Regions from separate parts of the Homo sapiens genome. Here regions 1 and 2 are each linked to region 3. The links are chromatin contacts, found by Hi-C or POLR2A ChIA-PET in ENCODE. All regions are on one chromosome and are shown on one strand. The core of a region is the stretch at or near the end of the contact, and the rest is flanking DNA. Distances in the headings are between cores, read along the strand shown.

What was found. A loop is a pair of places that touch in the nucleus more often than their neighbours do. ChIA-PET counts read pairs that join two places held with the same protein, here RNA polymerase II (POLR2A). Pooled maps may share reads with other maps.
Region 1: a loop to region 3 is called in a pooled map, with 6 times the contacts of the local background. The contact joins the promoter of PPP1CA here to the promoter of UNC93B1 in region 3. A Hi-C loop is called at or near these places in 4 of 50 pooled maps. POLR2A ChIA-PET finds 5 or more read pairs at or near these places in 2 of 52 experiments (BJ and H1).
Region 2: a loop to region 3 is called in a pooled map, with 4 times the contacts of the local background. The contact joins the promoter of CLCF1 here to the promoter of UNC93B1 in region 3. A Hi-C loop is called at or near these places in 2 of 50 pooled maps. POLR2A ChIA-PET finds 5 or more read pairs at or near these places in 2 of 52 experiments (PC-3 and activated CD4-positive, alpha-beta T cell).

What each region holds. Positions count from the first base shown.
Region 1 is chr11:67,400,425-67,403,124 of GRCh38, forward strand. PPP1CA (protein phosphatase 1 catalytic subunit alpha) reads right to left here and starts at 1,434. Exons shown (of 7, transcript NM_002708.4): 1 at 1,304-1,434; 2 at 644-775; 3 at 265-495. The coding sequence starts at 1,358. RefSeq lists a silencer at 916-1,695.
Region 2 is chr11:67,372,172-67,374,871 of GRCh38, forward strand. It overlaps CLCF1 (cardiotrophin like cytokine factor 1), which reads right to left and starts at 1,427. Exons shown (of 3, transcript NM_013246.3): 1 at 1,353-1,427. The coding sequence starts at 1,368. All of the region lies in intron 2 of LOC100130987 (a long non-coding RNA gene), which reads left to right. RefSeq lists silencers at 816-1,155, 1,716-1,765.
Region 3 is chr11:68,002,816-68,005,515 of GRCh38, forward strand. It overlaps UNC93B1 (unc-93B1 regulator of TLR signaling), which reads right to left and starts at 1,282. Exons shown (of 11, transcript NM_030930.4): 1 at 1,133-1,282; 2 at 842-983; 3 at 207-360. The coding sequence starts at 1,228. RefSeq lists enhancers at 1-34, 135-184, 285-334, 1,239-1,782, 1,783-2,325 and silencers at 635-1,044, 1,105-1,404.

The DNA.
Region 1 (2,700 bases), core at 184-2,683, 600 kb before region 3:
TTAGTAGCAAATGTAGGGGGAGTGTCACCAGGCAGGGCCCTGGGGGAAAGCACTAGAATCCGGGCAGCCCTTCAGTCAGCAACCATTCCCCAGACCCCATGCCAGGAGGGGCAGGGCAGGCACGAGAACGGACCTGGGCCCCGCCTTCGTGGAGCGCACAGTCTATCAAGTGTCTGTCAGATATCAGGCCAATGTGAAGGTCCCACTGAATGGCAAAGAGTGCGGTTCAGGACCCGGGCAGCCCCAGACGCTCAGACCACTCACACTCATCGTAGAAACCATAGATGCGGTTGATGCTGGCACACTCGTGGTTCCCACGGAGCAGGAAGAAGTTCTCGGGGTACTTGATCTTATAGGCCAGCAGCAGGCAGATGGTCTCCAAGGACTGCTTGCCCCTGTCCACATAGTCCCCCAGAAAGAGGTAGTTGCTCTCGGGAGGGAAACCGCCATACTCAAATAGTCGCAGAAGGTCGTAGTACTGGCCGTGTATGTCACCTGTGACCCAGGGAACCGGGTAAGCTAGATGCAAGGTCTAGACCTGAACCCAGGGCCAGGACTGCGCTCAAGGGAGGAGGGCTCCAGGAACTCTGTGGGGTCCAGTGCCACTTTTAGGAAGGCAAGGGGACCTGGGCCGGGGGCTCACCGCAGATCTTGAGGGGTGCCTCCAGCTCCAGAAGAATGGGCTGGCTCAGAAAAATCTCCCGGGATTTCAGGCACAGACCGCGGATCTCGTTCTCTGTCAGCTGTACATTCTTGCCAGGCCGCGAGCCCTGCACTGGGGCGCAATGGGGTGTCAGGACCCTGGACCCTGACAGGAGGAGGGTGGGCGACACGGGTGGCCCCATGGATACCTCCGGGGGCGCCTAGGCCTCCTCGGCCCCTCCTTGCCCACAGGCAGCTGTTGCTGCTGAGCCTCCCGGGACCGCGGCCTCAAGCCTCCCAGGGGAAGCCCCCAGCTACCCTCAGCGCCTCGGGAGGCGACTGTCGTGCGCAGGGGGCTGCCACCAAAAACCTCACAGCGCAGGACCCCTTCCTGGACCGGGCTTCCCGGGTTTCTCCCTCGCCCCAAGAGCCCAGGCAACCCGTGCGCCCCCAGCCCGGGAGAGGGGGGGAGCTGCTCCGCGCGTCGGAGCTGGCCCCGGACCTCTCAGGCGCGTCCGCGGGGGGGCAGCTGCGGCCACGGAACCTCGCTGCCCGTCCCCGCCCAGTCTAAGCTGGCCCCGGGGGCCCGCCCGCGCGCCACTTCCGGGCCGGGCAGGGGGCCAGGGCGCGGCGGACGCGGGCCTCCCCCGCCCCGACCAACCTTCCAGCAGGCGCCCGATGATCGAGTCCAGGTTGAGCTTCTCGCTGTCGGACATGGCGGCGCCGCCGCTCCAGCCCAGCAGCTCCTGGCCCGCTCCTGCCTCCCGCCCTCCGGCAGCCTCCTTCCGGCCTGGCTCTCCTTCCGCCCGCCCCAGTCCGCCCCCGGCCCGCGGCCCCGCCTCCAGGCCTCCCGGGCCCGCCCCGCCCAGTCCCCCGCCCTCTAGCGCCCCCGCTGGACGTGAGGCGCGGCGGCCCGGGGGGCGGGGCCTCGGCGGCGGGCTGGGGGCGGGGTCTGTCGGGGGCGTGACCAAGCTGGTTACGCCCCAGAGGAGGCGCCCAGCCCTGTTCAGAGGATGTGGGGCCGGAAGGACTGTGGAAGTTGTTTTTCTCTTTCAAAAGCCCAACAGACTTTCCCACCCCTTCCCTGGGTGGAAGGTGTTGTGAACATGTTAATAACCGGCTGCTAGGCACTGAGGGTTAACTGCTCCAAGTGCAGGAAAGGAAACTGAGGCTCAAGAGATAAAAACAGCCTGGACCTCGCATTCACGGAGGACCCCCCACTTCTTCGTGGGTCTCTGTGGCGCCCAGGCGGCTGACCACACTCAAAGACAGCTACGGCTGAATTCCCAGCGCACTTTGGTCCTTGGGGCATGCTAAATTAATATTTTCTTATAAGTCCCATAATTCGCTTTTTTTTTTTGAGACAGAGTTTTGCTCTGTCCCCCAGGCTGGAGTGCAGTGGCGCGACTTTGGCTCACTGCAACATTCACTTCCCGGGTTCAAGCGATTCTCCTGCCTCAGCCTCTGGAGTAGCTGGGATTACAGGCGTGCGCCACTGTGCCCAGCTAATTTTTGTATTTTTAGCAGAGGTGGGGTTTCGCCATGTTGGCCAGGTGGCCTTGAACTCCTAACCTCAAGTGATCCACCCCCCTTGACCTCCCAAAGTGCTAGGATTACAGGCGTGAGCCAACAAGCCTGGCCCCATAATTAGCTTTTGAGTAGCACAGTAATATTGCAGGGTGTGCACATAAAAATAATTACTTTATGAGCAGACGTGGCTGGGCACAGTGGCTCACGCCTGTAATCCCAGGACTTTGGGAGGCCTAGGCGGGCGGATCATTTGAGGTCAGGAGTTCGAGACCAGCCTGGCCAACATGGTGAAACCCCATCTCTCTAAAAATACAAAAAGTTAGCTGGGCATGATGGGAGCCTCCTGTAATCCCAGCTACTTGGGAGGCTGAGGCAGGAGAATCGCTTGAACCTGGGAAGTGGAGCCCAGGCGACAGTGCGAGACTGTCTCAAAAAAAAAAAAAAAAAAAAGAAGAGCAGACGATAAATGAACCTTAATTCTTGTTGGAACCCTGAGTTGGTGCTTTACATGCCAGTAACCTCAGAACT
Region 2 (2,700 bases), core at 177-2,676, 630 kb before region 3:
GACCCAGTAGAGCAGCGTGCCCAGTGCCCCCCACCCCTAGCCTCTCTCCAAGGCTTAGCCTCCACCCGCCCGTCTCCCCTCCTCTCCTGGTAGCCCCTCACACCCCGGGGGGAGGGCCAGGCTGGGAGCTGGGGGAACAGGGGTCCTCTGGGATTGGGAGGGTCTGTGGGGAGGGCTCCAGAAGCCCAGCACGGAGTTGTGGAAAGGAAGGCGGGTGGGGAGAGCAAGCATGAGGGGACCTCTGGCGAGCCCCGGGGACTCTTTCGAAGGTTTCCTTCGAGGGGCTCGGCCGGGAAGCTGCACGGCGGCGGTTGCCAGCTGGCCCTCCCTGCTGGCGGTGACCTCTCGCTCTGGGACCCCTCCCGGCGCTGCGCCTTCCCCCTGTGTGGCCTCGGCGCCCCCGGCCCCGCCCCCTCCCGCTCCCGCCCGGTCGCTCCTTCCCCGCGGCGGGGGCGGGGGCGGGGGCGGGGGCGGGGTCCGGGGCACCGGGCTCCGGGCTCTGCCCGGCGCTGCCCTTTCCCGCGCGTCAACTCCCCTCCTGCCCGGGCTGAGCGGCTGCTCCCGCCGCTCCCTGGCCAGTGACAGACTTTTTCCTGCCGGGTCCGGCCCGGCTGCGCCAGCCCCCCGCCAAACAATAATCACTCCCAGGCCACGGTGGCCCGGGGGACTCGCGGCCGCCGCCCGCCGCCCCTACCTGCCGCCGGCTCCCCGGCCGTGGGCACCATGGAGGGTTCCGGCCGCGCGGCGCGTAGCTAGGAAGCCGCGAGTCCCGCGGCGCGGCTCGGCCCGTCCGGCCCGGCCCAGCCAGGCTCGGCGCTGCCCTCCGCCCTCCTCTCCGCCGCCCGCCCTTCCTCCCGCCCGCCCTCCTACCCCTCCCGGCGGGCCGGGGAGGGAGAGCGGCGCGGCCCGAGGTGTCGGCCTCCCCTCGCCTCCCGCCGCCCGGCCTCGGGCTCCCCCGGCCTCCCTCCCTCTTCCTCTCCCAGCCCCTCCTCCCACCCGCAGCCTCGCTCCCCGCCTCGGACTCTCTGGCCCCGACTGGTGCGCGGGGCTCTGGGGCTGCGGCTCCTACGGCCCGCCTCGCTGGGGCTCCAGGTTGCCGCCTCCCCAGGTCTGCGATCGTCCGGGCTCCCCGCCGCTCCCGGCCACCTCCTGGCCCCGCCGTGCGGACTCCAGGAATGCCGCGTCCCCGCCCGGCCCCTCTCGAGGGCGCCCAGCCGTGCCTCCCCCGGCCCGAGCCCAGCTCCCTGGCCCGGCCCCGGCGCGGGGCTCCCGGGGGTCAGGGCAGGACGGGAACCGGATCTCGTGGCTGCTTGGCGGGGCGGGGGTCGGGGCCTCGGCCGCCTGGCTCCTACCTGCTCGGAGGTCCATGGGGCTGGGGCCGGGCCGGCCGGGTGCGGCTCCTCTCCCGGAGGCTGGCGGAGTGGGAGGGCGAGCCGCGGCTCCGGCGAAGCTTTAATAATCCCATCCGCCAGGCCCACTCGCAGGTTTTTTTCGCTCGGTTTCGGATTTTTTTTTTTTTTCGGTGTGGGACATTCTGCAAACTTTTTTTTTTTTTTTCTGACGTGTAAAGCTGTAACCACAAATTGTAGCGGCCCTCCCCGGGGTGGGGGTAGGAGGGGGGAGGAGGGAAGGGAGGGCTTCTGGGGCTCCCTCTCCCTCCCACAGCACCGAGGGGGGGTGAGGTGAGGCGAGGCTGTGGCGGTACCACCCTGGGCCTCCTGGGGGAGGGGGCGGGGAGGCCATCAGTCCGTCTGAGGACTCCCAGGAGCCGGGGGACAGCGCCGGCTTCGGGTGGGCTTCTCCCCAGGCGTTGGCCTGGGACACCGCCCCCTGCCCCCTGTCCCCTGCCGATGCGGGGTCCCTGATCCAACCTACCTCTGCCTGTGCGAGGTCCCTGCTCCCACCCTACCTCTGCCTCCTCATCTCTAACCTTCCCTCCTCCTCCCCCTTGAGTAAATGCAATGACACATTCTCCCAAATGCCAGCGAGCTGGCCTGGGAGCAAGTGATGGTGTTTTTCCTGCTGCCCTTTGTCTGGGCTGACCGCCCCCCCTGCCTATTGTCCCGCCGCTTGTCCCATTTCCAAAAGCTAGAGCTAAGCGAGGCGCTGGGGCTGGGGCAGGTGACTAACCAGCTCACAATGCCCCCTGCGGGGGAGGAAGAGGGCACTGCAGGCCCACTGCCCGGCCCAGAGGCGAGAAGAGGCCACTTGGCGGGACTTTTTCCCTCAAGTTCACAAGGTTCTTCATTCTTCCTCCAGTGACCAGGGAGAATGTACATGGGTGGGGGATTTGTAATTCATTAATCAGCACGAGGCAACGGACCAGTTTCAACACCACAGGCTTCTTGGGTGACTCAGCGGGAATGCTCCGATTCAAGGCGATGGACCGCCCGAGCGTCCCCATTTGTGAAATGTTTCCCCATGAAGACCCTGGCATTCTCCTTCCTTTGGGGTTTCGGGTTGTTGGTTTTTCCGGTGGTGAGGTGGGGGTGGCTTAGCGGTGAGGGCTCCCCCTCCTTCCCGCAGGCCTGGGTTGGGATTTGCTGGGCAGGATACCTGGGGGTATGCCTGGACCCTCCCAGAGGGGGTCCCCTCCTCCCTCTCCAAGGGCTGCCGGGGAGAACACGCTCAGAGGAGGCAGCTCTAACCCAGGGCTGGGGACTGCCCTGCTTCATGATTTTCCTGGGGGAGAGTCATGTG
Region 3 (2,700 bases), core at 32-2,531:
AATGTGCCCTGAGGCAAAGTTCCTGTTTCCTTCCCCAAATCCGAGTTTCACCCCCTTCACTCTCAGGCTTCCGGGTAGAAAAAAACCTCTCCCTTGTTCCCTCGCCCCACAAACACCCCGGCAGATGGACACCTCCTGGCCCGCCGGCCTCTGTACCCCTCCGAAATGGGAGTACCGCAGCATCCCACAGGAGCAGCCGCGCCCACCTGATGAGCACAGGTGTGTAGAGCAGGGCGGCGATGGGAGTCACGTTGATGCCCATCAGCATTTTGCTGTCGATGTCGGGCAGCCCCATGTTGCCATACTTCACCTCGCGGTAGGTCTCGTCGTAGTGCAGGATCAGCTGCATCTGCAGGAGGCCTGGGGACAGGACAGAGAGCGGCGTGCAGGGAGCAGCCTAGCTTTGGGCGCCACCGAGCAGAAGACGGCATGCAGGCCTCGCAGGGAGCTCCAATCACCGAAGGCATTCCCGCTGACAGCGCCCCTCAGGACAGCGGGGTTCCCGGGCTGCGCCACGCCTTCTGCCAGCCCGCGGCCACTTGGCCAGCTAAGCCCAGACCCCCACCCGCCTTGCTCCGCCGGCCTCCAATTCTGACGGTGGCAGGTCTGTCCGGGAGCCCGGACCCCCGTCCCCCACCCACACCGAGGCTCTGGCTGGGACCCGGGGACGCTGCGCTACTTGACCCCCCAACCCCACCCCCGCCGCGGGGGGCCGTGGCTGCAGCTGCGAGGGCAGCGGAGGGGAAGTGAGAGCGGGCGGGAGGCGGCGGCCCGCGGTTTCTGTTTCCCGGGCCGGGCTGGGAGCGGGCGGGGCGGCCCCGGGTCCCCGAGCGGCACCTACCCAGGTAGACGCCGTAGGTGAGCATGCCCCCGGCGCTGGCAGCCAGCACGTTCTTGAGCACGCCCAGGCGCTTGCGGCGGTAGTAGCGGCGCTCCTCCTCCTCCTCGTTGTAGTTGGGGTACGCGCCCACCAGCTCGTCCAGCTGCGAGCCACGCACGCCGCTCGCACCCGCGATCGCGCCCCGAACCCGTGTCCCCCGGTGCCCGCCGCCCCCCGGCCCGCCCCGCCCCCGCCGGGGGGACCCTGGCCCACAGGGGACGCCCGCGCCTCGCACTCCGGGTCCCCGCTCACCGGGGCCTCGGGCCCGTCCGGGACCCCGAGCAGGTCCTCGTCGCCCTGCGGCCCCGCAGCCCCCGCCATCGGGTAGAGCGGCGGCTCCGCCTCCATGGCCCGAACTACTGCGGACTCGCGGCGGTCGCCCCGGAGTCCCTGCGACCGCCCGGCCACTTCCTCCCGGCGGCCGGGACCTGCCCCCGCCCCGCCCTGTCCCGCCCTGCGGGCCGCCTCCTCCAGGACACGTGTGTGTGTATGTGTGTGTGCGCGCGCGCGCGCGCGTGTGTGCAGGGGCCTGCCTGTGTGTGCCCTCTGGGGTGTGAGTTCGAATCCCCACTCAGCCACCTCCTGGCCCTGTGACTTTAGGAATTAACTCCATTTCTTTGTGCCTCGGTTTCCTCCGTTTCCTCGACGGTAAAACAGAAATACATGGCACTACCCCCGGGGCCATGGCGGAACTATTGAGTTAATGCAAAGCCTTGGAAAAGTGCCAGGGTTGCCTGGCTCCCTTAAGCTCCCCTCAGGGTTGCCTGGGTCGTCCCCAGCCCCACCTCCAAGCCTGCTGTTACAGCTCATCAAAGAGCACTGCAGGGACAGTAGCGTCACCACCTGGACCCCACCTCCCACCACCGGACGCTACAGCCAGAGCCCACCTCCCATGTCCCCATCCTGCTCCAGTTTGGGCTGTGCAAATGGGAGCTTGAGTGGGTCCTGGGAGGTGGAGATTGTGATCCCCACTGAACTACATGGGGGACCCTGCCACAACCATGTAGTGGGGCCCAGAGCCACCTGCCCCCATCCTGCTGGGCACTGGATCCCGGGCTGCAGCGGGAGCCTGTGGTGGGGCCGACACTCCAAAGCACTGGCTACCACCGACCTGGCTGGAGCCACGGGGCCACTTTTGAAAATATCCAGATTCTCTCCCCTGGGTTCCTTCTGGTTTGAATGCTCTTCCTGCTGCGCCTCCCAGGTGGCTTCCTTCCCACTCAGCTCTCAGAACAAGAGACCATCCCTGCAGAGAATGCAGTCCCTTCACTTCCCTTCTGGTTTTCCATGCCCTCCCTGTGCACCCCCCTCCACCCACTGCTCTTTAGGTACATCCTCTCCCAAATGCAGAGGATGGCATTGGGCACCTACTGAGTGATCAATACTTGTGACTGGATGGGTGCATGAGTGACTGGATGACAAACACCTCCCACCCCGCAAGGATTGCTGGGAAGGTGGGGGGAGGCGTGAATCTGCAGTGGCTTCAGGCTTCCAGGAGGTAGAACTTTCTCCAGGTGACGATGCCCAAGTGCAGATGTGGGGAACAGACAGGTGGATTCATGCAGGTGGGTGGCTGGAAGTGGGAGACAGGAAAGGAGCCGAAGAGAGGGCAGGGCCCGAGGCGCAGGGGCAGGGAGGAGGTGGGAGAGTATGGCTATGGCGGGGGCCGTTCTCAGATGGCAGACACCAGCATCATTACACAGTATGATGAGAAAGTGCAATTCTCCTGACTCAGCCTTGTGAGTAGCTGGAATTACAGGCGTGTGCCCCTACACCCAGCTGATTTTTGTATTTTTAGTAGAGATGGGGTTTCACCATAT